Regions from separate parts of the Homo sapiens genome. Here region 2 is linked to region 1. Evidence: chromatin loops called from intact Hi-C (ENCODE). Cell type or tissue: sigmoid colon. All regions are shown on one strand. Each heading gives the region's core, and the rest is flanking DNA. Links, peaks and the distances in the headings are about the cores only.

Region 1 (15,998 bases), core at 2,609-10,608:
TGCTGCCTTGATCCTCCTGCTATACCAGGAGGCTATGCTTTGGAAGCAGGGACTGCGCTTTGATTTGATATGCAATCCCAAACCAAAGTCAAGATGTGGCTTTTAAAGCAGAACATCAGTTCTTATGGTGATGAGCAAGAAATAGCTTTTGACTGACAATTTGTTTTGTTTAATGATGAGAATAATTAGTATACAAATAATAATAACAGCTAATATTGAGTGTTTAATTCAGGCACTATTGTTGGCACTTTAGCCAATTTCATCTTCCTAACAACGCTTTCATTAGTAGGGTACTAGTAGAAGGTACTATGATCATCCCCATCAGGGCCAGCTTCCTGGGCATGTGTGTGATCTATGCAGTCGCAGAGGGCCCCACACTTAGAATAAAAGAGTGTGTGATTGGCTTAATGCTCTGCTGTCTCATCTTGAAATTCTTTTTTTTTTTTTTTGAGATAGGGTCTCATGCTGGAGTATATGATATGATCTCGACTCACTTCAACCTCTGCCTCCCGAGCTCAAGCAATCCTCCCACCTCAGCCTCCCGAGCAGCTGGGACCACAGGCATGAGCCACCATGCATGGCTAATTTTAATTTTTTTTTTTGGTAGAGATGAGGTTTCACCATGTTGCCCAGGCTGGTGTCAAACTCCTGAGCTCAAGCTATTCATCTGCCTCGGCCTCCCAAAGTGCTGGGATTACAGGCGCCACCGCGCCTAGCCTCATCTTGAAATTCTTTTTTTTTGAGATAGGGTCTCGCTCTGTCGCCCACTCTTGAGTGCAATGGCGTGATCTTGGTTCACTGCAACCTCCGCCTCCTGGGTTCAAGCAACTCTCCTGTCTCAGCCTCCCGAGTAGTTGGGATTACAGGCACATGGCACCACGCCTGGCTAATTTTTTGTATTTTTAGTAGAGATGGGGTTTCACCATGTTGCCCAGGCTGGTCTCGAACTCCTGAGCTCAGATGATCCACCCACCTTGGCCTCCCAAAGTGCTAGGATTACAGGTGTGAGCCACTGTGTCTGGCCGAAATTCTTAATACTGTTCAAACAAGGGCCCTGCATTTTCATTTTGTACATTTCACAAATTATGTAGCTAGTCTTGATCTCCATTTTATTTATTTAATTTTATTTTATTTGTGTGTGCGTGTGAGATGGAGTCGCTCTCTGTTGCCCAGGCTGGAGTGCAGTGGCGTGACCTTGGTTCACTGCAACCTCTGCTTCCTGGATTCAAGCGATTCTCCTGCCTCAGCCTCCCGAACAGCTGAGATTACAGGCACTCGCCATCATGCCCAGCTAATTTTTGTATTTTTGTAGAGACGGGGCTTCATCATGTTGGCCAGGCTGGTCTTGAACTCCTGACCTCAGGTGATCCACCCGCCTCAGCCTCCCAAGGTACTGGGGTTACAGGCGTGAGCCACCGCGCCCGGCCTATTTATTTGTTTTTTAAATCAATGAATGTTTTCTTAATTCTGATTCCTTTTATCATGTGCTTTCTTAAACAAAGAACTTTCACATAAATTATCTTATAATAAGAGTTTCTTTCTGATTCAGTTTAAAAATGACAATAGCATTCGTTGTGCCCAAGTTAGAATTATACCAAAATTACCATATGCCAGCACATACAATCATTCCACTGGTGGCTGGAAAATTAGCTTACGGGAGTGTCTGTCACTCAGATGGGCCATCACCCCTGGTGGGCACATGGTGGAGATAAGGGAAGGCCAGACTAGAAGAAAGCTGGGTCTTTTGGATCGTTTCTACTCCTTTTTCACTTCTTCACCATTCTCCCCACTGAGCTTGAACAAGGGAATCTGCTGGCCATCCTTGGGCTCTAGGAAGACCTCATCAAGGTGCCACCTCTGAAAGGGGCACTTCTGGATGAGCTGACATGGAGATGGCCCTCTGACTTGGATCCAGAGCTAGGAATCTTCAACTTGGCATCAGCAATGTCCACAAAGTTGTGCTTGGTGAGTTTGAGACAGTGAATGTTGAGAAGAGGGCCCAGAGCTCCCTGTGCCTTGGGATGGCTATGCACCTGCTCCAATGCCAACTGGTAATACAAAGCCCTGGAAAAAGTCTTTTGTATGCGGTAATACACAAGGGCCAAGCCCCCAGTACCGAACACATTGCCGAAAAGGACCATTTTTTCCTTGAGGCACTGGCATCCTGCTGCCTGGATACTTTTGCCACCTCACAGCACAACTCTCTTGAAAATCATCAAAGGCAAGTTGTTCTGTAAGCGACAGAAGCACCATGCTGCAGAGAGCATGAGGAGCCCTTCCGGGCGTGGGATGGTGGCGGTAAATCTTGATCTCCATTTTAAAGAAAACTAAGGAATTACTGAATTAAGTATGACAGATAAGAAGTGGCCACTGCTTAGTAATTCCTTAGTGGAAATGCCCACAATGGGGACTGGATCCCATGCAGTCTGTTCCCAGAGCCACTCTTCCCGCTCCACCACACTGTGCTTCAGAGCAGAAAACATACCACCTGCCGTCCTGCATCTGCCCTTCATCTGTCCACTAGACTATAAGTTCCCTGAGGACAGGAACATACCATCAGTGTACATACCTTTCATGCTCTACACAGTGCCCAGCATAGCATAGGTGCTTAATGAATACTTGTTGAATGAATAACCCAATCTATATAAAAGTAAGGAATGGTATAGCAACAAAGAAGGATTTCCACAAACAAGAAAATTCACCCTTGGCCAGGTGCGGTGGCTCACGCCTGTAATCACAGCACTTTGGGAGGCTGAGACAGGCGGATCACTTTAGGTCAGGAGTTTGAGACCAGCCTGGCCAATATGGTGAAACTCCATTACTACTAAAAATACAAAAATTAGCCATGCGTGATGGCACACGCCTGTAGTCCCAGCTACTCAGGAGGCTGATGCAAGAGAATCGCTTGAACCTGGGAGGAGGAGGTCGCAGTGTGCCAAGATCGCACCACTGCACTCCAGACTGGACAACAGAGCTAGACTGTCTCAAAAGAAAAAAAAAAAGAAAGAAAAAGAAAAAAGAGAATTGACCCTCATGACCTTTGATCTAGAGTAAATCATCATACATGAGACGAAGAAATTGGATACCATGTTCTAAAAGTAAGCCGACTTGTTTTTCTTTGATTACCTTTCCTGGCTCATGTATCTTAGAGCTGTCTTTTATGACCCCAATTTTAAAATGCTATTGTTATCTTCGTTTAGGTAAGGGTTTCAAACCAATGATCAAATAAAAGGTCTCAACCAAGAAATATAGCACATTACTGTTAAACATTACCAGAAAACATTTTTGCTCATTGCTTTTATTAATCTTATTACAGAATATAAATTTTTCACAGGTGTGTTCTTCATCATAAAAACAGCTGCCATTTATTGAAGACTATTATATGCAGTTCCTACTCTAAGTGTTTTTCTTGGATTATTCCATTTAATCTTCACAATAACCCTCTGAGTCAGGTCTAGTTCATGCCCCATTTTCAGAGGAGGAAAAAAGGGACAAAGTGGTCAAGTAACCTGTCCAAGGGTGACATACCTAGAAAGTAGCAGTTTGGACAATACAAGCCTGTCTCTCAAAAGCCTCTTGATATAAAGACATTGATTTCTAATTTAAAATTATCTTTGAATTAAATCAAAGAGAATACATGTTGATGTTTCTGAGATAAAGGTGACAAAAAAATATAGTTTACACATTGCTAACCGCAGATCCTAATCTTGACTAAGTTACACAGGACCCACTCTTTATAAACACATCAATCTAAATTTAAAAATCAAGGCTGGGCGCGGTGGCTCACGCCTGTAATCCCAGCACTTCAGGAGGCCGAGGCGGGTGGATCACTTGAGGCCAGGAGTTTGAGACCAGAGTGACTGACATGGTGAAACCTCGTCTCTACTAAAAATATAAAAATTACTTGAGTGTAGTGGTGGATGCCTGTAATCCTGGCGACTCAGGAGGCTGAGGCAGAATTGCTCAAACCCAGGAGGCAGAGGTTGCAGTGAGCTGAGATCGCACCACTGCACTCCAGCCTGGGCGACAGAGCAAGGCTCTGTCTCAAAAAAATTAAAATTAAAACGTTAAAAAAAAAAAAAAGAACATTAAGGCCAGCATGGTGGCTCATGCCTGTAATCCTAGCACTCTGGGAGGCCAAGGCAGGAGGAGGCAGGAGGACTGCTTGAGCCCAGGAATTTGACACCAGCACGGGCAACATAGCAAGACCCTGTCTCTACAAAAATTAATTAATTAATTAATTAATAATAACAATTAGCTGGGCGTGGTGGTACAGCCCTGTGGTGTCAGCCTCATCAGGAGGCTGGGAAGGAAGGATGGCTTGGGCTGGGTAGGTCAAGGCTGCAGTGAGCTAGGATCAAGGCACTACACTTCAGCCTGGGTGACGGGGTGAGACCCTGTCTCTAAAAAAATAAATAAATAAAAATGTGAAAATCAAGAGAACAGTAAAGAAACGGGCACTGGAGAATTCCTGGAGCCTTTCTCTTAACTTTCCCACATCCATCAGACATCACCTCCAATAAACTGTTTCCTTCCTCACCTAGGCTGGAAAAAATATGGGCTCCCCTGTACCATCAAGACTTAAAACCAACAGAAACACCTATTTTGTAACACTCGGGAACTTTCTATGCCAGCATATCGAGGTTCAATAACAGCTGTTCCCTTCGGGAAGTGACAGTGGGAACCAGACAACACTCGTGTCACAGGAGGGGCGGGGAGAGCCCACGCTGACGCGACAGCCCTTTGCACTCTCCAAGTCCCTCTCCGACCCGACGTGTCACCTTAGCCCCCTGCGTCACCCCAACGCCTCCAGCCAGCTGCGCAAAGCTGTAAAAGTTCCAGGGAGAGAACAGCCTCTGGAGACAAAAAAAAAAAGGAAACCTCCATCTCCAAAGAGAACCGAGGAGAGGGAGGAGGCTGTGGTGAGCCTCCCTGGCCAAAGCGACAAAAGCTGGAAGCCAAAGCGTAGACTACTCGGCAACTTTATCAGAAGAGAAACTGAGGCAGGCACCGCAAGGCCCGAGGAGCCAAGCCGGCTCCAACAGGCGGGGTCGAGCTCCAGGGTGGCGCTGGGGGAGCCGCGCTTTCCCCGCATCCGGCGCCAGCAGCCGGGGTTTCCGAGCCGGGAGCTCCCTCCTCGCAGCGCCCCCGAGGATGCCCCCGCCCCCGCCTCCGCTCAGAGCCGCCGGTGCTCGCCCCCCGCCCCAAGAGCTCGCCGGGGGGTGTGCCCGCGCCGCCGCCCCCGGGAACGCTCCCCGGCTCGCGTGAGGACCCCCGCGCTGCGGCCTCCCGCCCGGGCCTCTCAGCTGCCCGGCCCCGCCCGCCCCGGCCCGGCCAGGCTGCCGCGGCCCCACAGTGCGACGTGTCACAGGCCGCGCCGGCCCCGCCTCCCAAGCCACGGGCACTGGCGCCCGCGGGGCCTCCCGCCGGTTCCCGCAGGGATGCCAGGCAGGCCCGCACTCGCCCGCGGCCGCTACCTTGTTAGTGGGCACCGAGCGGAGGCGCTTGAAGATGGTCAAGATGTCCTGCTTGCTGGGGTCCCCCATCGTCAGCTGTGAGCCGCGGCGCAGCTGGCCCAGCCAACCGGTAAGAGTCGACGAAAAGCGGCTACCGCCTCAGCAGGAGCGACGAGGCCGCGGGGGCGGGGCTGCGCGTAACGGTCAGGCTCCGCCCCAATCCCCGCCCACGACCGGGCCCGTCCACCGCCGGGGCGCAGGCGCCGCTCGCTTTCCCTCCCCGCCCTCGCTTCAGCCGCGCCGCTGGCCCGACCCCAGGCGCTGCACGCGCGTGCGCAGGAGGCTCGCGCGCCATTTGCGGCGCGGCTCCACGCCCTTAGCGCTGGGCGAAGCCGGGCCCGGGTGTGGCTGCCTGCCACGCGCGCTGCCATAGGATCCACCAACGTTTCGCCTGGTCGATCGCCATTTCGCCTAACGGGCTGCTTCCATGGAAAGGTCAGAGGCAGGGGAAGGGGCGCACGCGCCCTCCTTCGGCACGAGACGGACGGAGGGCCCGTGCCTTGACGCCGGACCTTAGCTGGTGGCCTTCCCTTTTTTTTTTTTTTTTTTTGAGACGGAGCCTCGCTCTGTCCCCCAGGCTGGAGTGTAATGGCGCGATTGCGGCTCCTTGCAACCTCCCTGGTTCAAGCGATTCTCCTGCCTCAGCCTCCCGAGTAGGTGGGATTACAGGCGTACATCACCACGCCCGGCTAATTTTTGTATTTTTAGTAGAGACCAGGGTTTCACCATGTTGCCCAGGCTGGTCTCGAACTCCTGACTTCAGGTGATCCACCCACTTCGGCCTTCCAAATTGCTGGGATTACAGACGTGAGCCGCCGCGCCCGACTCTTTTTAATTCTTGCCCTCAGCTCACGCCAGGCCCTGGGTGGAAAGCTTTCTTTGCCCGGAAACTGGCTTTCTGAAACCAAGGGCTTTTGTGTCACGTTCATGGAGAGATGGCAGTGCGGGTTGAGGCAGAAGTGCTCAGTCAGAACTGATGAGTCCAGATGAGAAGCTTGACTTTTAACCCCGGCCCTCGGGGCTGCACCCTACCCTCTGGGAAACAATTCCAGCCAGAAGAGTTTACACTCAGCAGAAGGTGCCTCTGTCACCACAATGGGTGTGGAGCCACTGGAAAGAGGTTGGGTGATAGTGAGGAAGGACAGCAGGTTTTGGCATCAAAGGCACTACCTTGGCCTCAATCCCAGTTCAGCCAGCTGCTTCCTAGCTCTGTGGCCTTGGTCAAGACACTTACCTTCTCTAAAGCATGGTTTATTTGCAGTCTCAGGGGCTCATGCCTGTGATCCCAGCACTTTGGGAGGCTGAGGCGGGAGGATCACTTGAGCTCAGGAGTTCAAGACCAGACTGGATAATATGGTGAAACCCCGTCTCTATAAAAAAATGCAAAAATTAGCCGGGCATGCTGGCATGGGCCTGTAGTCCTAGCTACTTGGGAGGCTGAGGTGGGAGGATCGCTTTAGTCCAGGAGGTCGAGGCTGCAGTGAGCCAAGATCGCACCACTGCACTCCAGCATGGGCGACAGACCAAGACCCTGTCTCAAAAAGTAAAATAAAATAAACCATGGTTTATTCATCTGTACAAAGAAATTAAAGAATCAGTGCTGAGTAGCACAGGTGAGCAGCTTCCTAGGGATATCCTGAAGAGCCTTTGGTGGAGGCTTTCTACTGTTAGAAGTCAGGAAATGTACACTCCACCTATCTGCTTGGAGACCCTCGGTGGCAGTTGGGAGCTTGCAGACAATGTAACTTATAAACCCAAAGCTGCAACTTTTCCAAGAAAGGGAAATTGATTATCTTCCAGAAAAGTACATTACTTTTGCAGGTAGCTCTGATGGTTTAAAAGTTCTTCCTGTATTGAGTCGAAGTATAACACCTGTGCTTTGTGTCCACCGGGTACTAGTTTGGCCTTATGCAGAATACCGGGCATGTTTATGAGCAGTTTTATCCTTCCTGATGGGAATGGGAATGATGGTCCCATTTACTACTTGGAGCTGAAATCTTACTAAGTTATATTATCAGAGTAGTGCAGTCTAGCCCATTCTCCACCATAGAGATTGAGGAGAGGGAAACAAAAGCAGTAAATTATAGACAGTATCTACACGAATAGGGGAGGAAGGGGTAGGAGGTACCATTTATACACTATGGTTGCTTAAGTGTTCTTCATAGAACTTAGCATCTAATACTATAACATATAATATTCTATCTATATGTTATCTGGCTCTAATTGAATACAAAAATATATATTTCTGGCCGGGGGCGGTGCCTCACACCTGTAATCCCAGCACTTTGGGAAGCTGAGGTGGGTGGATCATGAGGTCAGGAGTTCGAGACCAGCCTGACCAACATGGTGAAACCCCATCTCTACTAAAAATACAAAAATTAGCCAGGCATGGTGGTGGGCACCTGTAATCCCAACTACTCAGAGGCTGAGGCAGGAGAATCGCTTGAATCTGGGAAGCAGAGGTTGCAGTGAGCCGAGATCACACCACTGCACTCCAGCCTAGGCGACAGAGCGGGACTCTGTCTCAAAAAAAAAAAAAAAAAATATATATATATATATATATATATATATATATATATATTTCTTGAAATCAAATGTTTTTTCTCCTTTTTCTTTTGAGGAGTCTCGCCGGAGTGCAGTGGTGTGATCCTGACGCACTGCAACCTCTGCCTCCCAGGTTCAGCCGAGTCTCCTGCCTCAGCCTCCTGAGTAGCTGGGATTATAGGCGCCCGCAACCATGCCTGGCTAATTTTTTTTTTTTTTTTTTTTTTTGAGATGGAGTTTCACTCTTGTCATCCAGGTGGAGTGCCATGGCGTGATCTCGGCTCACTGCAACCTCTGCCTCCCAAGGTTCAAGCGACTCTCCTGCCTCATCCTCCCGAGTAGCTGGGATTACAGGCGCATGCCACCACACGTGGCTAATTTTTATATTTTTAGTAGAGACGGAGTTTCACCATGTTGTCCAGGCTGGTCTCGAACTCCTGACCTCAGGTGGTCTGCCCACCTCAGCCTCCCAAAGAGCTGGGATTACAGGCGTGAGCCACAGCACCCGGCCAATACACTATGGTTGTCTTATCTGTCAGTTGCTTAAGTGTTTTTCATAGAACTTATTGGCATCTAATATTATGATATATAATATTCTATCTATCTGTATCTGCCTCTCCTCAATTGAATATAAATCTCTTGAAATCAGATCTATTTTTCTACTTTTTTTTTTTTTTTTTTGGAGACAGAGTCTCGCTTTGTCACCCAGGCTGGAGTGCAGTGGCGCAACCTCAGCTCACTGCAACCTCTGCCTCGTGGATTCAAGCAATTATCCTGCCTCAGCCTCCCGAGTAGCTGTTTGTAGGCAGCTGCCGCCACGCCTGGCTAATTTTTGTATTTTTAGTAGAGATGGGGTTTTACCATGCTGGCCAGGCTGGTGTCAAACTCCTTCAAGTGATCCGCCCGCCTTGGCCTCCCAGTGTGCTGGGATTACAGGTGTGAGCCACTGTGCTCAGCCTGTTTTTTCTACTACTTTATCCCCAGCACCTAGAATAATGCCTGGCACATAGTATGCATTCAATAAAGATTTGTGGAATGGGCTTAGAATGTAGAAAGCTACAAAGGCTCTCCCTCCCAATATCATAATGAGAAAAGCTGGATAATCTACCAAATTGTAACTTCTGTTGAGCCCATCAGAAAGCTGAGGTTGCAAGGCAACCAAGTAACCTCAGCGCCAAAGAGAGACAACAGAAGCCTCTCCAAAGACAGAACACAAGAACCCCTTCACCTTTGGCAGAGCGCAGGAGAAAGAGGTTACTGCCAAACTAGTTGGCAACAGGAAATCGGCTATAATTTTAATGAAGTCTTAAAGGCCAAGTGTAGGTTGGCATGTGAGTTTGGACTAGCTGGGGGCCTCAGATACAAAGGGAGTTCACATTCATTCATAAGCCCTTTTTAATAAACCTCCATCAGAAACCGTACTTCACAAGGAAGATGGGGACTGGCAAAGAGCCCGGAGAGAGACCTCTCTGTGGGGTGGGCATCCAGCTGCTCAGGAACAGGCACAGACCCCACCTGCTTCCTCTGGACTCTTCTCTTCTAAAAAAGCAGGCTGGGCACAGTGGCTCATGGCTGTAATCCCAGCACTTTGGGAGGCCAAGGCGGGCAGATCATCTGAGGTCAGGAATTTGAGACCAGCCTGGCCAACATGGTGAAACTCTGTCTCTACTAAAAATACAAAATTAGCTCGGCGTGGTGGCGCACACCCGTAGTCCCAGCTACTTGGGGACTGAGGCACGAGAATTGCTTGAACCTGGGAGGGGAAGGCTGCAGTGAGCCAGGATCAAGCCAGTGCACTCCAGCCTGAGCGACAGAGGGAGACTCGTCACAAAAAAAAAAAAAAAAAAAAGAAAGAAAAGAGAAAGAAAAAAAGCAAAAGCAGTAAATTCTCTCTGTCTCAGGGAATGGGCAAAGATCTGTTGCTGCCAGGGGAGGGGTAGAAATAAAACCCAGTAATCCAAATTCAAATGCAAAAAAGGAGGGGAAAGAGAAGCAGAATCCCTCTACAATCCAGGGGTTTGCCATGAGGATGGTGGGAATGTTGAGAAGGCCCCACCCTTTGAGCATCCTGGGCTACACATTTTTTTTTTTTCTCGAGGCGGAGTCTGGCTCTGTCACCCAGTGCAGTGGTATGATCTTGACTCACTGCAACCTCTGCTTCCCAGGTTCAAGCAATGCTCCTGCCTCAGCCTCCCAAGTAGCTGGGATTAACAGGCACCCGCCACCACACCCAGCTGATTTTCCTATTTTTAGTAGAGATGGGGTTTCACCATGTTGCCCAGGCTGGTCTCGAACTCCTGACCTCAAGTGATCCGCCTGCCTCGGCCTCCCACTGTGCTGGGATTACAGGGGTGAGCCACCACCCAGCCCAGTATTGTCCGTCTTGTAGAGTATTTGCATTCTAATTCTCTTTGCTGTTCGTCTTTCATGAAGAGATCCTGGCATAGCTATGGCCAAATGAAGCAGCATTGTGTTTATTTAGTTCATTTACTGTTTAATAGGAGCTTGCTGAAAGCCAAATCCCACCCTAAAGAGAAACCAGACATGGCTACATAGTCATATGATGAATCACAAGTGAGAATACGCACAGATCCTGTCCCTTGCCCCTGGAAGACAACACCTGTGGACTTTGCTTAGTGCCAAGCGAAAACAAGTGAATGCTATCTCTTTGACATATTCTTTCTGTATAGGCCAGATACATTTGAAATGAACTTACTGGGGCCAGGTGTGGTGGCTCATGCCTGTAATCTCAGCACTTTGGGAGGCTGAGGCAGAAGGATGGCTTTTGGCCAGGAGTTTGAGACCACCCTGGGCCACATAGCAAGATCCCACTTCTACAAAAAATTGAAAAATTAGCGGGGCATGATGGCACGTGCCTGTAGTCCCAGCTAATCAGGAGGCTGAAGCAGGAGGATCACTTGAGCTCAGGAGTTCAAGGCTGCAGTGAGCTATGATTGCATCACTGCACTCCAGCCTGGGTGACAGAACGAGACACTGTCAGTAAAAAAATAAAAATAAATAAAAAAAAAGAAGGCCAGGCATAGTGGCTTGCACCTGGAATCCCAGCACTTTGGGAGACCAAAGTGGGCAAATCACTTGAAGCCAGGAGTTTGAGACCAGCCTGGCCATCATGGGAGAACCCCGTCTCTACTAAAAATACAAAAATTAGCCGGGGGTGGTGGCGTGTGGCTGTAATTTCAGCTACTCACGTAGCTGAGGCATGAGAATCGCATGAACCCGGGAGGCAGAGGTTGCAGTGAGGAGAGATTGCACCACTGCACTCCACCCTGGGTGACAGAGGGAGACCCTGTCTCAAAAAAAAAAAAAAAAAAAGCCGGGCGTGGTGGCTCACGCCTGTAATCCCAGCACTTTGGGAGGCCGAGGCGGGCGGATCACGAGGTCAGGAGATCGAGACCATCCTGGCTAACACGGTGAAACCCCGTCTGTACTAAAAATTCAAAAAATTAGCTGGGTGTGGTGGCGGGCGCCTGTAGTCCCAGCTACTCGGGAGGCTGAGGCAGGAGAATGGCATGAACCCGGGAGGCGGAGCTTGCAGTGAGCCAAGATCACGCCACTGCACTCCAGCCTGGGCAACAGAGCGAGACTCCGTTTCAAAAAAAAAAAAAAAAAAAAAAGAAGAAGAAGAAAGAAGAAGGAAGAAGAAGAAACAAAATACTGACATATGAAACCACACAGATGAATGTCAGATGAGTCATGGGAAGTGAAAAAAGACAAGGCTACATATTGCACGGTTCCATTCTTATGGCATTCTGGAAAAGGTAGAAACAGAAAACATCTAAGTGGTTTCTAGGGACTGGGGGTGTAAGGAGGGGTTGACAACAAAAATCCACGTGTTGGGGAGGTGACGGAAGAGTTCTATATCTTGATTGTGGTGATGGTTATGTGATACGGTTTGGCTGTGTCCCACTCAAATCTCATCTTGAATTGTAGTTCCCATAATCCTCATGTGTCAGGAAAGGAACCTGGTGGGAGGTAACTGAATCATGGGGGCAGTTACCCCCATGCTGTTCTCATGATAGTGAGTAAATTCTCATGAGTTCTTATGGTTTTATAAGGGGTTTTCCCCCCTTTGCTCAGCATGTCTCTTTCCTGCTGCCATGTGAAGAAGGATGTGTTTGCTGCCCCTTCTGCTATGATTATAAGTTTCCTGAGGCTTCCCCAGCCATGCAGATGTGTGAGTCAATTAAACCTTTTTCCTTTATAAATTACCCAGTCTTGAGCAAGTTCTTTGTGGCAGCATGAGAATGGACTAGTACATTACATAACTGTATACATTCATCAAAACTTCAAGAACTGTACACTAAAAGGAGTGTTTTTGGCCTGGCGCAGTGGCTCACGCTTGTAATCCCAGCATTTTGGGAGGCTGAGGTGGGTGGATCATGAGGTCAGGAGTTCGAGACCAGTCTGACCAACATGGTGAAACCCCCCTCTACTAAAAATACAAAAATTAGCTGGGCATGGTGGTGGGTGCCTGTAGTCCCAGCTACTCAAGAGGCTGAGGCAGGAGAATCGCTTGAACCCAGGAGGCAGAGGTTGCAGTGAGCCAAGATGGCATCACTGTACTCCAGCCTGGGCAACAGAGGGAGACTCCATCTCAACAACAACAAAAAAAGTATATACATAAATTATACCTTAAGAACTGAGAAAAATGGGAAACAAAGCAAATGCTCAGCAACATGGGACTTACAGCATGAGTATCATTCGGCCACTAAACAGTACACTTCACGCATGAACAACTTGAGCTTGAACTACATGGGTCCACTTACATGTGGATTTTTTTCTTTTTTTTTTCTGAGATGGAGTCTTGCTCTGTCACCCAGGCTGGAGTGTGGTAGCACGATCTCAGCTCACTGCAACCTCTACCTCCCAGGTTCAAGCAATTCTCCTGCCTCAGCCTCCCAAGTAGCTGGGATTACAGGTGTGTGCCACCATGCCTGGCTAATTTTTGTATTTTTAGTAGAGACGGGGTTTCACCATGTTGGCTAGGCTGGTCTCCAACTCCTGACCTCATCCTCCCACCTCGGCCTCCCAAAGTGCTGGGATTACAGGTATGACCCACCATGCCCAGCCAGATTTTTTTCAATAAAAGTTACACTTGAGTGTGCCAGCCTTTCCTGTTGCTCCTTCCACCTCCTCTACTTCTTTCACTTCTTTTTTTGAGACAGGGTCTTGCTCTGTTTCCCAGGCGGGAGTGCAGTGGTGCAATCATGGCTCACGGCAGCCTTGACCTCTCAGGCTATAGTGATCCTCCCACCTCAGCCTCCTGAGTAGCTGGAACTACAGGTGTGTGCTACCATGCCTGGCTAATTTTTTTTTTATTTTTGGTAGAGACAGGGTGTCCCTGTGTTACCCAAGCTGGATTAGAACTCCTGGGCTCAAGTGATCCTCCCACCTCGGCCTCCCAAAGTGCTGGCATTACACGTATGAGCCACTATGTCTGGTGTTTATTTTTAATTGAAGTATATTTAGGGACATGAGAAAATGCTCATGATCAAATGGCAGGAGAACGAAACTATATTTACAGTACGATCCCAATTTTGTAAGACACATACACACATTGATGATGATGATGACGACAAGAAAACAGCACATGTGGCTGGGCGTGGTGGCTCACACCTGTAATCCCAGCTACTCGGGAGGCTGAGGCAGGAGAATTGTTGAACCTGAGAGGTGGGGGGCACAGGGAGCCGAGATTGTGCCATTGCACTCCAGCCTTGGGCAACGAGAGTGAAATTCCACCTCAAGAAAAGAAAAGAAAAAAAGAAAATGGCACATGTGCATATATGTTAGGAAAAATACCAGAAAAAAATACACCCCAATGTTAGCAATGTAACCTCTGGAAGTCAGGATCACAGATAACTAATGTTTTTCTGAATACCTTTACTAAATTTCCAAATTTTCATCTGAGCCTTTGTTCCTTTTACAATCAGGAAAAAATAATTAAGATTCCTATTGGAAAATACCATAAAGTGGCAGGGCCACCTGGCTGTCTTTGCCCAGAAGCGGCCAGTGACTGTATGTAGTTCACATGCCCTGAGGCGGCTGCCTTGGTGATCCGAATGCTGTTGAGCTCAGGGTCTTTTAGGTCCTCGTACCCTAACCCTAACCCTAACCCTAACCCTAAGGCGCTCTGGGTTTCTGCAACCTTCGGGAGGTCTAGCACCTAGTATTCCTCTGGCGTCTGAGTTTTGGTCCACTGGCCGTTGGTGCTGGTATCCTTTCCCCTAAGAGTGACATCACTTATTTAGTTCATTTCTTTCTTCCTTCCTTCCTTTCCTAGCCCTTTCCACAAAGGATTTGTAGATGCCTAGAACAATATAATCTGGGTTTCATAGGATAGTCCCAGATTTGTTGCGTTTTCTTTTTTCTTTTTGGTTTAGTGCCACATACCCAGGCTAGAGGGAGGATGAGCACTGTGGTTCCTCCGACCCTGTGCCTGGTGGTGGTCATGCCTGGCCAGAAATGAGCCTCGTACCTCAACTGCAGGCGAGGCCAGATTTAGCTCAGTTTGGGCACATCCTCCCAGGTGTGGTGGAGCCACCTCCATCCTGACCCTGGTTCTTTTCACTGGCTGGCACCTGGAGCTGACTCCGTCCTGGCCTGAGGGCCCCTCTGCTTGCTGCCACCACAGGGGCCACAGAGATGCAGCCCATTTATTCGGAAAACCGAGGCCCAGAGAGTGGCCTTTGTCTTCCACAGGTGTCTGTGGAAGGGCTGGGGAGGGGCGCAGACCTTCCCTGCCTCAGAGGAGGCTTCAGGAAGGGTGGACAAGGGAGGGGAGCAGAGCGGACAGCCACCACTCTGGGGAGACCTTGGACTGTGAAAAGGGGTGGGGGAAGGAAAGCTTACAGGGCACCCACAGGCTGGGGTGCCCACCTGGCAGGGTCTTTGGCTTCTGAGCACCCCTTAAGTTATCCTCACTTCATCACCCCTGTTTTTTTGTTGTCATTGTTTTGAGACAGAGTTTTGCTCTTATTTCCCAGACTGGAGTGCAGTGGTGCAATCTTGACTTACTGTAACCCCCGCCTCCCGGGTTCACACGATTCTCCTGCCTCAGCCTCCCAAGTAGCTGTGATTACAGGTGCCCACCACCATGCCCGGCTAATTTTTTGTATTTTTAGTAGAAACAGGGTTTTACCATGTTGGCCAGGCTGGTCTCGAACTCCTGATCTCAGGTGATCCACCCGCCTCAGCCTCCCAAACTGCTGGGATTACAGGCATGAGCCACTGTGCCCGCCAGTCATCCCTACTTTTCAGCAAATGAAGCTCAGGCATTTTCCGTTTGTCTGTGGTCCAGCCTCCTGCCCAGGTGGGGACTCAGGGACACTTCCTACAGGAAGTTGGGGAACGGCTCAAGGACTGAGCAGTGCTCTGATCTCTGAGGCCTTGGAGCCTGGGTTGGGAGGCCTGAGACTTCTGAAACCCAGCACACACATTCTCAGAAGACAACTCTGGCCCTTTGTCTCTGGCTGTCCCATCATGGTGTCAGAATAACACAGGTCCTTCTCTGAGCCTACCAGAGTTTCCCAAGGGCAAGATTGGCTTCTCTTCATGTTTGTCCTGGCACCGCTGAGTCTCACACACAGTATGTGCTCAATAGATGCATGGTGAATGAATGACTGCACAATGGATACATAAGGAGAGCCAGCTGATCCCTCACCAGGTTGGGCCACTCAGGGGTCAGGCCTTGCTCAGCTTCCCAAACCACATGGTCTGTGCCCACGGCGAAGTCACTGCTTCCTCTCACTTGTCCTGTTTCCCCATGAACTATGAGGGGGTTGGTCAGGTGGTCCACACAAGTCCTTCCCAACCTCCCCCATCCCTATCCCGATGGCTTGTGAGCGGGTTCCCTCCAGGCCTATCCAGTGCCTGAGGCCTTGACACAGCCCAGGCTGCCCAGTCGGGCCTTCACTACAT
Region 2 (12,174 bases), core at 4,175-12,174, 290 kb after region 1:
GACGCCTGGCACACGGTGAGCCCTCAAAGGGGAAGGGGAGCCAAGCACGGTCAAGTGGCGGAAACAGACTCCAGAGTGAGACAGACTCAGGTTCCCATTCTGCCTCTACTATCCCCAAGCACTTGCCTCTCTCTGCCTCAGCATCCTTGTGTGGAAAATGTGATTAAGAATCCCTTCCTTTAGCTGGGTGTGGTGGCCTGTGTCTGTAGTCCCAGCTACTTGGGAGGCTGAGGTGGGGGGATCCCTTGAGCCCAGTAGTTCAAGACCAGCTTGGGCAACACGGTGAAACCCCGTCTCTACAAAAAAATACAAAAGTTAGCCAGGTGTGGTTGCCCGTGTCTGTAATCCAAGCCACTCAGGAGGCTAAGGTAGGAGGAACACTTGAGCCCAGGAGGTCCAGGCTGCAGTGAGCCGTGATGGTGCCACCATACTCCAGCCTAGGCAACACAGTGAGACCCTGTCTCAAACAAACAAACAAAAAAAGAATCCCTTCCTTCCATATAGCACAGGATGGGCTGTGAGGGACATGAAGTAAGACAGAAATGCCTGGCCCGGGCAGCAGCCCCTCACACGGGCTGCAATCTGCGCTCACTCAGCATTCCCTGAGCCAGGCACTCAGCACCCACTGCTCTTTCTGTAGGGGGCTCCTGCCGCTCTGCTCAGGGTGCCCCCTGCTGGCAAACACATGCCCGTCCTCCAGCTGCTGCCTCCTGGGTTGCTCTTAGGCCCATGAGTAGCCAGCCAGACCCTCACTGCACCCCTCGGCCTGGAGTCATCCATTCACGGGGCTCTTCCTTTGACGGCAGGAACCCTGGCTAATCAGTCTGTGCGTCCCCAGCCCTTGATAAATGTTTGGGGAAGTAGCAAATGGAAGGAAATACGGTGGAAAGGAAATGAACTCCAGGGCAAAAACAGACACCTAAAAAAAGCAGGGCAGGCAGAGCAATCTAGCAGAAAACAAATCTCTTTTCTCTAAGGAAGCAACCAGATCACAGGCTCCTCAGAAGCCCAGAATGTACTACGGGAAGGGCCCTGGAGATCAGCTGGCCCTGCCCCTTTACTTTAGACATGGGCTGGCTGGTTGGTTCCAGACCCCATTCTACACGTGGTGGAGCAGGGCAGCATTCTTGCTCCTGCCTGCTTTGCAGCACTCGGTCTACCTCACTGCCCTGGCCCCAAAATACTTCCTAAAGACCGGGCTGGACCCAGCACCCGCCAGACTGCTAGGCCTCACGGGTGTGGAGCAGTTCCAACCCTCCGTACTGGACTGGCCTATGAAGGCAGTTCCCATCAACACCCACCTCTTGGTGTCCTGAAATCACCCTGCAATCTGGAAAGAGGTAGTTGGACACTTCACATACGGGGTTCTCTATGCCTAAAGACTTGCAGTGTTCCCGGGCTTCCAAACAGGCGAAGTTGAACTTGGACTGAGGCTGGCCGAGGACAGACAGCATCCCACTGGGGACAGCTTCTGAAGCTTCCTGCATGGCCTCAGCTCGGATTTTCACTGCATACAAACCTGGCCAGAGAGAAGCGCATTTGGAAAAATGAGGGCACAGAATGAAGGAGAAAAGGCCAGGCCTGAGAAACAAAGCCCAAGCTCCACTCTGCACTAGAGACAGGGGCACTGGTGTCTGCCACCAGCCAGCAGGGCCACAGTTCCACACACCTCCATCGACTGCACAAGCGCTCACCACCAAAAGTATGCTGCTGTGCTTGGCACTATACAAACTAACCCAAGGAGCTTCCTGCTATAAAGCTGGTTTGGAGTAGGACAGTGGTGCTCAACAGGCCGGGGGCAGTGTCCGGAGACGTTTTCCGGTTGTTCTGACTAGGGGAGAGTGCCACTGACGTCTAGTGGGTAGAGTCCAGGGATGCTGCTCAACATGCTGCACTGCACAGGTCAGCCCCCCTTGCCCCCAACAAAACAAATGACCTGGCCCAATAGCGCCACTGTTTTTTTTTTTTTTTAAATAGTGCCACTATTGAGAAACCCTGGTAAAAGGTAAAGAGGAACAGGGTGGAAGCCACATTGCCTTAGCCAAGTCACAACCTCCTTGAGGTTCAAATTTTTAGTTAGTAAAATGAGGATAATAATATCTAATCTGCCTGGGCTGTTGTGAAAGCTGGGAATTATTATTAGTTAGTTTATTAAGAGAGATCAGGCCGGGCATGGTGGCTTATGCCTGTAATCCCAGCACTTTGGGAGGCTGAGGCAGGACGGCTTGAGCCCAAGGAGCTCGACACCAGCCTGAGCAACATAGGGAGACCCTGTCCCTGCAAAAAATAAAATACAAATTAGCCAGGCATGGTGGTGCCTGCCTGTAGTCCCAGATGCTTGGGAGGCTGACACGGAAGGATCACTTGTGACCAGCAGGTTGAGGCTGCAGCTGTAGTAAGCTATGATTGCTCCACTGCACACCAGCCTGGTGACAGAGCAAGACCCTGTCTCAAAACAAGAACAACAAAAAAGAACCATCAGAGACATGGGCTACTGTACTACATGAATTTCAGTGACATAATTGTCATAAGTCAAGTGTTACTGTCCCCACTTAGAGCTGGAGAACCTGACACAGCCAATGCAGATGAACGAAAACCTATGACTCCTGATTCAGTGTGGCTCAAGAGCATGGAGAGAGGGCAGGCAGTGCCAATGATAATAAGAGTGGCCTGAGGGCTGGTCGCTGTGGCTCGCACCTGTAGTTCCGGCACTTTGGGAGGCCAAGGCAGGCAGATCACTTGAGCTCAGGAGTTCGAGACCAGACTAGACAACATGGTAAAACCCTGTCACTACCAAAAATACAAAAATTAGCCGGGCGTGGCAGTGTGCGCCTGTGGTCCCAGCTACTTGGGAGGCTGAGGTGGGAGGATTGCTGGAGCCCAGGAAGTTGAGGCTACAGTGAGCTGTGTTCATGCCACTGTATTCCAGCCTGGGTGACAGAGCGAGACCCTGTCTCAAAAATCCCTACAAAGCCACACATAAGAATGGCCTGAAACTACCAGACCCCTGACACCCTGGTCCTGCTTCCTGGGCAGAGAGAAGAGATGACCAGACTGAGAAGAGATTAAGGGACCTGCACAGTGTTTCACAGGTCAACAGAGAGGTCTAAGGAGCAAATCCTGACATATCTTCATTCACTTAGCACTTCTATGTACTGGACTTTTAGCTCCCTTACACAAGAACAGGAGGACAAATACATAAACAGCCTGTGACATCAGGTACTTAGGAGGCTAAGGCAGGAGGACTGCTTGAGATCAGGAGTTAGAGGCTGCAGTGAGCTATGGTTGCATCACTGCACTCAAGGCTGGAAGACAGAGGAAAACTCTGTCTCTTAAAAAACAAATGAACAAGAGCCTGTGACAAGAAGTAGAAGAAAACATACAAGAAAAGGGAGGAGAGCACGCAGACATCCTCCCACAGAGACATTCAAAACTATGTAAAATGTCAAGGGAAAAAAGTAGGCCAGGCACAGTGGCTAATGCCTGTAAGTAATCCCAGCACTGTAGGAGGCTGAAGCTGGAGGATCACTTGAGTCAGGAGTTCCAGACCAGCCCTGGCAACATAGCGAGACCCCATCTCTACAAAAACTTCTAAAATTAGCTGGGCATGATGGTGTGAGCCTGTAGTCCCAGTTAGTCTGGAGACTGAAGCGGGAGGATCACTTGAGGCCAAGAGGCTGAGGCTGCAGTGAGCTACGACTGCACCACTGCACTGCAGCTGGGGTGACAGAGCAAGATACTGCCTCAAAAAAGAAAAAGAAAAAGAAAACACAAAAGTGTAACTATGCTATAATTCTGCACTTTTTTTTTTTTTTTTGACACAGAGTCTCATTCTCTAACCCAAGCTGGAGTGCAGTGGCACAATCTCGGCTCACTGCAACCTCTGCCTCCTGGTTCAAGTGATTCTTGTGCCTCAGCCTCCCAAGTAGCTAAGATTACAGGTGCACGCCACCACACCCAGATAATTTTTGAATTTTTAGTAGAGATGGGGTTTTACCACGTTGGTCAGGCTGGTCTCAAACTCCTGCCTTAGGTGATCCACCCACCTTGGCCTCCCAAAGTGCTGGGCTGGGATTACAGGCGTGAGCCACCACACCAAGCCTAATTCTGCACATTATGTACACATAAAATGATACATGTAATAAAATTGTTTCATAAAATGTGAAATTATGAAACTTTCCTTAATAATGTTATAACGCTTAAAAAAAAAGCACTGCAGTGAAATTCACATAAAATATAATTAACCACTTTAATGTGTATAATTCAGTGGTATTTGGGGTATTCATAATGTTGTACAACCACCAACTCTCTCTAGTTTCAAACACTCCATGTCCACTATGTAGGCACTCTCCATTTCTCCCTCTCCAGTCCCAATAACCTCTCGTGTTTCTATACTAGATTCTTTTTTGTTTGTTTTGGACAGGGTCTTGCTCTGTCACCCATGCCGCAGTGCAGTGGCACAATCGTGGCTCACTGCAGCCTCAGACTCAGGGGCTCAAGTGATCTTCCCTCAGCCTCCTGAGTAGCTGGAATTACAGATGCATGCCACTAAGTGCAGCTAATTTTGTGTATGTGTGTGTGTGTGACAGGGTGTCACTCTGTCACCCAGGCTGGAATGCAGTGGCACGATCACAGCTCACTGCAGCTTTGACCTCCTGGGTTCAGGTAATCCTCCCACCTCATCCTCCCAAGTACTCGAGCTGGGACTACAGGCGCACACCAACATGCCTGGCTAATTTTTGTATTTTCGGTAGAGATGGGGTTTTCACCATGTTGCCCAGGGTGGTCTAAAACTCCTGGGCTCAAACATCTATCTGCCTCTGCCTCCCAAAGTGCTGGCATTACAGGTGTGAATCACTGCACCCAACGTAATTTTTGTTTTTTGTTGGGGGCAGAGATGAAGGTCTCACTATGTGGCCCAAGATGGTCTGGAACTCCTGGCCTCAAGTGGTCCTCCTGCCTTGGCCTCCCAAAGCACTGGGATTACAGACGTAAGCCATGGTTCCTGGCCAGCAAAAATCTTAAGAAGTAAAACTGATATGGCTCCAGATCCAATATTTATTTACTCTTTAATTCAACGAATATCTACTGAACACATACTCTCGTGTTGCAGGTGCTGCAGGTATGAGTGCACAGGATAGCGGGTTAGACAGTTCAGCAAGCAGATTTCATGAGATTACAAAAATAAGGGAAATCCCTAATGAATCCTTCAGTCTTGAAAAGGAATCACAGCAAAGCCCTGTCCTCATGTGCCAATGTCACCCCTGTCCATGTGCTCCCTTCCCATCACCTGAGTGGGTCCAGTATCATTTTTGGCAGTGTCCCTTACCCCTAATGAGCCCAAGACCACAGCCTTGCATAAAACCAAACTCCTTCCTGTACCTTCAGCAAATTCCATGGCTCCGGCAAACACTAGGGCTGCAAACTCTCCCACACTGAATCCAGCAGCAGCAACACAGTTCTCAATCACCTGTGGGGACAGATGCAGAACGTGAGCCCTCACTCTCCTGGGGATCCCAGTTCCAGGGCTCTGTACCTGAGAGCTGGCGGGGTGTTCAGCATCTCAGTGAGCCAGGTTCTACGAACTTGGTGCACCAGCTGGAAGAGGACACACAAAAGTGACCTTGACAATCATTGAGTCCTGCCCCTTTATTTAGGAGGAGCTTTCCTGGTTAGTTACAGTCCATCAACTCCGTCCATGGTCACACTGACGCCAACCCAGGGCTCTGGATTCCCTTGCCATGGCCCTGCAGCAGGCTCTCAGGCCATATCGTTGTGCACAAGTTAAGAGCATGACTTTTTTTTTTTTGAGGCGGAGTTTTGCTCTTGTTGCCCAGGCTGGAGTGCAATGGCGTGATCTCGGCTCACTGCAACGTCCGCCTCCCGGGTTCAAGCAATTCTCCTGCCTCAGCCTCCCGAGTTGCTGGGATTACAGGTGTCCACCACCACACTTGGCTAATTTTTGTATTTTTAGTAGAGACGGGGTTTCACCATGTTGGCCAGGCTGGTTTTGAACTCCTGACCTCGTGATGCACCCACCTCAGCCTCCTGAAGTGCTGGATTATAGGCATTATAGGCGTGAGCCACCTCGCCCGGCCAAGAGCATTTTTATCTCATCTGTGAAATGAGGGAAGAACAGGGCCTACCCCAAAGGGCGGATGAGAGAATTATGTGAATATAATGTCTATACAGTGCTTAGCACAGACCCAGACTAGGGTAAGCAGTGAATGAATATTATGATGACGATTCAACAGGACCACTTAACTAATTCTTTTAATATCCCTGAGTCTGCATTCCTCAACCATCAAATAACAGTATTAACCTCACAAGGTGGTGTGAAGGTGAAATAGGGTAAAGGATCTCAAGTGCTAGCTTAACATTTACCGTCTTATTAAATATTAATAGCAATCAATCCACCACCTTCAAGTGAAGTGACATTCTCAACTCATCTCAATGTTCCTTCATTTAGGCCAGTGCAGTGGCTCATACCTGTAATCCTAGCACTTTGGGAGGCCGAGGTGGGTGAACCTGGGAGGATTTAAGTAAAGAATAAAAAAATTAGCCGGGCGTGGTGGTGTGCACCTGTGATCCCAGCTACTGCGGAGGCTGAGGCAGGAGAACTGCTTGAACCTGGGAGGCAGAGGTTGCAGTGAGCCAAGACTGCGCCATTGCACTCCAGCCTGGGTGACAGAGCAAGACTCTGTCTCAAAAAACAAAACAAAACGGGCCGGGCACGGTGGCTCATGCCTGTAATCCCAGCACTTTGGGAGGCCGAGGCGGGCAGATCACGAGGTCAGGAGATCAAGACCATCCTGACTAACACGATGAAACCCCGTCTCTACTAAAAATACAAAAAATTAGCCGGGCATGGTGGCGGGCGCCTGTAGTCCCAGCTACTTGGGAGGCTGAGGCAGGAGAATGGCGTGAACTCGGGAGGCGGAGCCGAGATCGCGCCACTGCACTCTAGCCTGGGCGACAGAGCGAGACTCCGTCTCAAAAAAAAAAACAAAAACAAACAAAAAAAAAAACTCGATCGAATGAGTAAGACGTGGGAGCCCCCGGAATGGCAGGCGGAAGCCTCTGGCAGGGCCAAGAGCTCAGGCAGAGCTCACCTTCCCCCTCCTGTCACGGGGCCTCGGGCCTCACCGAGGGCTGCAGGTGATGTAGTTTCTCGACAGCGGCCAGCGATGCCACGAAGATCGCGGGCTGACAGTGCACGGTGCGGTCCAGGGTCTCCTGCGGCCCGTGCAGGCTCAGTTCCAGCAGGTCGTAGCCCAGCACGCGGCGGGCGGCGGCGTAGAGTTCGCGGACGCGCGGGTAGTTGAGCAGACCGCGGCCCATGCCCACCACCTGGCTGCCCTGGCCCGGGAAGAGCAGCACGGAGCACTGGCCCGGCATTCGCCGCTCCGTCGCCGCCCAGGGCGCCTCCTCCTCCGCCCCGGTCGCATCTCGCAGCAGCTCCGCTACACCCTGGGCGCCCGGCGGAGGCACCGGGAAGCTCGAGGCGCCGCGGCGGTAGCTGGCGCCCAAGCCCCTGACCCACGCTACCCGTGCGACCCGGACGCTCATGGTCGGACACCTGCCCGCGCGCGTTACCGTGGCGACCGAGGCCCGACTGCGGCGGCGCGGCGCAGCGTGGTCCCTGACGCATTTCCTGCCGGGGCTTCCGGGGCACCGGGAGCGGGAAGAAAGGTTCCGCAGACGCTGGTTCCGCCCCGGCTCTGAGGCCCTTCGGGCTGCGTTCTGGGGTCCTGGAGGGACTCATGCGTTTACTTAAACAGCCATAGCCGTTGAACGGAACACGATGCCACACCACAGTGGGTCCTCAACAGATATTTATGGAATAAATAACGCAACGCAATGTAGTATTTACGCTTTCTACCTGGCACATGAAGAGCACTTGAAACTCTTCCACATTGATGGTTTTTGTTGTTGTCGTTGTTGTTGTTTGTTGTTGTTTTTTGAGACGGAGTCTTGCTCTGTCGCCCAGGCTGGAGTGCAGTGGCGTGTTCTTTGCTCACTGCAACCGCCGCCTCCCAGGTTCAAGCGATTCTCCTGCTTCAGCTTCCCGAGTAGCTGGGATTAACAGGCGCCCGCCACCATGCCTGACTAATTTTTGTATTTTTAGTAGGGACGGGTTCACCATGTTGGCCACGCTGGTGTCGAACTCCTGACCTCAGGTGATCCACCCGCCTCGGCCTCCCAAAGTGCTGGGATTACAGGCGTGAGCCACCGCGCCCGGCCAGCAACCACATTTCTTGCATATGATCCTCCCAACCACAGGAGTTGGCATGGCCGACCATCCGTTGCCAGTTCCCAACTATACAACAGCTCTCTTTTATAATGTTTTCTTACAAACCACACAGTGCTTGGCACATAATAAGCATCCAATAGATCTTTATGCTATTGAACAAAGCCTTGAATGTGTTTCAGATATTAGCTTATTTAATTCCTCACAGCAACGCTGTGATGGATAGCTGCTCAGAGATTGAGTGACAGGTGGTTAGTGACAGAATGGAGGTTGGAAATTGGGGTTATCTAATGTTAACCTAAAAGCAACTCAAGAGACACAGGCTCGGCCAGGCGCAGTGGCTCATGCCTGTAATCCCAGTACTTTGGGAGGCTGAGGCAGATGGATCACTTGAGGTCAGGAGTTCAAGACCAGCCTGGCCAACATGGAGAAACCCCGTCTCTACTAAAAATACAAAAATTAGCTGGGCGTGGTGGTGGGCGCTTATAGTTCCAGCTACTCGGGAGGCTGAGGCAGGAGAATCCCCTAAGCCCGGGCAGCAGAGGTTGCAGTGAGCCGAGATCCCACCACTGCACTCCAGCCTGGGTGACAGAGCAAGACTCCGTTTCAAAAAAAAAAAAAAGGCTGGGTGCGGTGGCTCATGCCTGTAATCGCAGCACTTTGGGAGGCCGAGGCGGGCAGATCACCTGGGGTCAGGAGTTCAAGACTAGCCTGGTCAACATGGTGAAACCCCCTCACTACAAAAAATACAAAAATTAGCTGGGCGTGGCGGCACATGCCTGTAATCATAGCTACCTGGGAGTCGGAGGCAGGAGAATTGCTTGAACCCAGGAGGCAGAGGTTGCAGTGAGCCCAGACTGCGCCATTGCACTCCAGCCTGGGCAACAAGAATGAAACTCCATCTCCAGAAAAAAACAAAAAACAAAAAAAATATATATATATACACACACACACACACACAGAGGACACTTTCAGGTTAAGACGCATAGAGAGAGCACTGCCTCTGGAAGCCCATAAATCCACAACAAAGAGATATTTAAAGATATAAATCCACAAGGACAGGAAGAACAGGAAAGGGGACCGCCAGCAGCAGAATCTCTGGAAGCTGGAAAGCAGGTAGGCTGGTATTACCTGACTGAGCTGATCTCAGACAGCTAAATCCCTCCCAGGAGTGGGGAAGGCTGCGAGCCAATCCTTATGCATACAACAGAATCCTCAAAAACTTAAGAACAGGTAGCAGCTGCTGCTGCTTCTAGATCTAAGAGTGAAAGAAGGCTAAAACAAAGAGGATTGTTTGGAGGTGCCTTTGAGAAACAGATCTTTAGGTCCCCTCCACCTCCCTAGCCACTGGGTGATGCCCCTCCCCCACTTTGGGACCCATCTGGGGTTTCACCGGAAAGGGACAAACAAAGGGGTCTCTGGGCCAGGCACAGTGGCTCATGCTTGTAATCCCAGCTACTCAGGAGGCTGAGGCAGGAGAATCGCTTGAACCCGGGAGGCGGAGGTTGCAGTGAGCGGAGATCACGCCATTGCACTCCAGCCTGGGCAACAAGTGTGAAACTCTGTCTCAAATAAAAAAAAGAAAAAGAAAAAAAGAAAATTATTGGCCAGACACAGTGGCTCAGGCCTGTAATCCCAGTGATTTGGGAGGCCGAGGCAGGAGGATCACTTGAGGCCAGGAGTTCGAGAGCAGCCTGGGCAACATAGTCACACTGTTTTCTTTTTTATTCATCAAAAGCAGATACTTGAAAGACCCTGTTTCTACAAAAGGAAAAAAAAAAAAAAAGCTAGGTACTGTGGCTCGTGCCTGTAGTTCCAGCTACATAGGAGGCTGAGTCGGGAGAACTGCTTGAGCCCAGGAGTATGAAGCTGCAGTGAGCCAGGACTGAACTATTGCACTCCAGCCTGGGTGACAGAGGGAGACCCTATCTGAAGAAAAAAGAAAAGAAAAGAAAAAAAAAAAGCCAGCGCAGTGCCTCACACCTGTAATCCAAGCACTTTGGGAGGCCGAGGCGGGCGAATCACCTGAGTTCAGGAGTTCAAGACCAGTGGGGCCAAACATGGCAAAACGCCATCTCTACTAAAAATACAAAAATTAGCCAGGTGTGGTAGCACATGCCTGTAATCCCAGCTACTTGGGAGGCTGAGGCAGGAGAAGTGCTTGAACCCGGGAAGTGGAGGTTGCAGTGAGCAGAGATCGTGCCACTGCACTCCAGCCTGGGTGACAGAGTGAGACTCCATCTCCAAAAATAAAAAAAAGGGCTGGGTGCGGTGGCTCACACCTGTTATCCCAGCACTTTGGGAGGCTAAGGCGGGCGAATCATGAGGTCAGGAGTTCAAGACCATCCTGGCCAACATGGTGAAACCCTGTCTCTACTAAAAAATACAAAAAATGAGCCGGGCACGGTGGCACGCGCCTGTAGTTCCAGCTACTCAGGAGGCTGAGGCAGGAGAATCACTTGAACCGCGGAGGCGAGGTTGTTGCAGTGAGCCGAGATTGCGCCACTGCACTCCATCCTGGGTGACAGAGCGAGACTCTATCTCAAAAAAAAAAAAAAAAGAAAAGTCGGCAAGAAAAGGAAGTTACGTGGATGCAGCTAGAGGCCATTATCCTAAGCAAATTCAGGCAGAAACAGAAAATCAAATACCGCATGTCCTCACTTACAAGTGGGAGCTAAACATTGATACACCTGTACATAAAGATGAGAACAATGGACACTGGGAACTCCTAGAGGTGGGAAGGAGTGAGGCAAGGGTTGAAAAACTGCCTACTACTGTTATGGTCACTATCTGGGTGACAGAATCAATTGTACCCCAAACCTCAGTATCACACTGTATACCCATGTAACAAACCTGCACATATACCCCCGAATCTAAAATAACAGGTGATATTAAAAAAAAAAAAAAAAAGACGGCCGGGCACAGTGGCTCACACCTGTAATCCCAGCACTTTGGGAGGCCAAGGCGGGTGGATCACCTGAGCTCAGGAGTTCGAGACCAGCCTGGCCAACATGGCGAAACCCTGTCTCTACTAAAAATACAAAAATTAGCCAGGCGTCATGGCACATGCCTGTAATCCCAGCTACTCGGGAGGCAGAGGCAGGAGAATCCCTTGAACTCGGGAGGCAGAGGTTGCAGTAAGCCAAGATTATGCCACTGCACTCCAGCCTGGGCAATAGAGTGAGACTCTGTCTCAAAAAAAAAAAAAAAAAAAAAAAAAGAGAGAGAGAAAAAGGAAGTTAGAAAAACAGCCCTAGAGGCCCTACATTCTGAGTAATAGGAGTTCCAGAAAGGAAGTGATTGCTGCACAACATAAATTTGAAAAGAAAGAGAAGTGAGAAAATAGAGGGAAGGAAATCAAAGAAATAATCCAACTTCTGAAAAGTAAAGAATGAGCTTCCAGCGGGAAAGTGCCTGTTGAGTGCAGGCACAGTGGAGGAAATGAAGCTGGGTGTGTTGGAGCTCGCCTGTAGTCCCAGGTACTCGGGAGGCTGAGGGAGAATTGCTTGAGCCCGGGAGGCAGAGGTTGCAGTGAGCCGAGATCGTACCACTGCACTCCAGCCTGGATTACAGAGTGAGATGGTCTCAAAAAAAAAAAAAAAAAAAAAAATTAGTCCCACATAGGGGAATATCAGTGTGAAACTGCAGAACTCTGGGGCCCAAAATCTTAAAAACTTTCCAGGAAGAACAAAATCGGTTACATATAAAGGATCCACAGCGTGGCCGGAGCAGGATTGCTTGAGCCCAGGAGTTGGAAACTTGTCTGAGCAACATAGCGCGACCCTGTGTCTACAAAAAAATAAAAACAAAACAAAAAACAACCAAAGACTTCCGAAACAGAATGGCTTTAGCCTGCTCAACCGCAGTGTGGCAGCTGGCCAACAGCATCTCTTCATGATTCTGAAGGACAACGATCTGCAGCT

The links. Hi-C counts contacts between places; a loop is a spot of excess contacts. Peaks named below come from ENCODE experiments on the same cell type or tissue, not always from the same donor. Only the 100,000 strongest peaks of a DNase experiment are listed, where the experiment ranks them.
Region 2: it touches region 1 in a loop (2.6-fold over the local background); 3 of 110 quality-filtered maps call a loop at or near these places.

Annotation. Positions count from the first base shown.
Region 1 is chr22:42,851,637-42,867,634 of GRCh38, forward strand. ARFGAP3 (ARF GTPase activating protein 3) reads right to left here and starts at 5,637. Exons shown (of 16, transcript NM_014570.5): 1 at 5,478-5,637. The coding sequence starts at 5,546. It also overlaps the pseudogene COA1P1. RefSeq lists an enhancer at 4,796-5,640 and a silencer at 5,163-5,912. In sigmoid colon, for the core only: no CTCF peak of the experiment used is centred there; DNase peaks (open chromatin) are centred at 4,765, 5,675 and 6,547; H3K4me3 peaks cover 2,482 bases; H3K27ac peaks cover 2,386 bases.
Region 2 is chr22:43,135,780-43,147,953 of GRCh38, forward strand. MCAT (malonyl-CoA-acyl carrier protein transacylase) reads right to left here and starts at 7,619. Exons shown (of 4, transcript NM_173467.5): 1 at 7,147-7,619; 2 at 5,383-5,470; 3 at 1,302-1,519. The coding sequence starts at 7,569. RefSeq lists enhancers at 1,660-1,829, 12,113-12,174 and a silencer at 7,374-7,643. In sigmoid colon, for the core only: no CTCF peak of the experiment used is centred there; a DNase peak (open chromatin) is centred at 7,642; H3K4me3 peaks cover 1,993 bases; H3K27ac peaks cover 1,540 bases.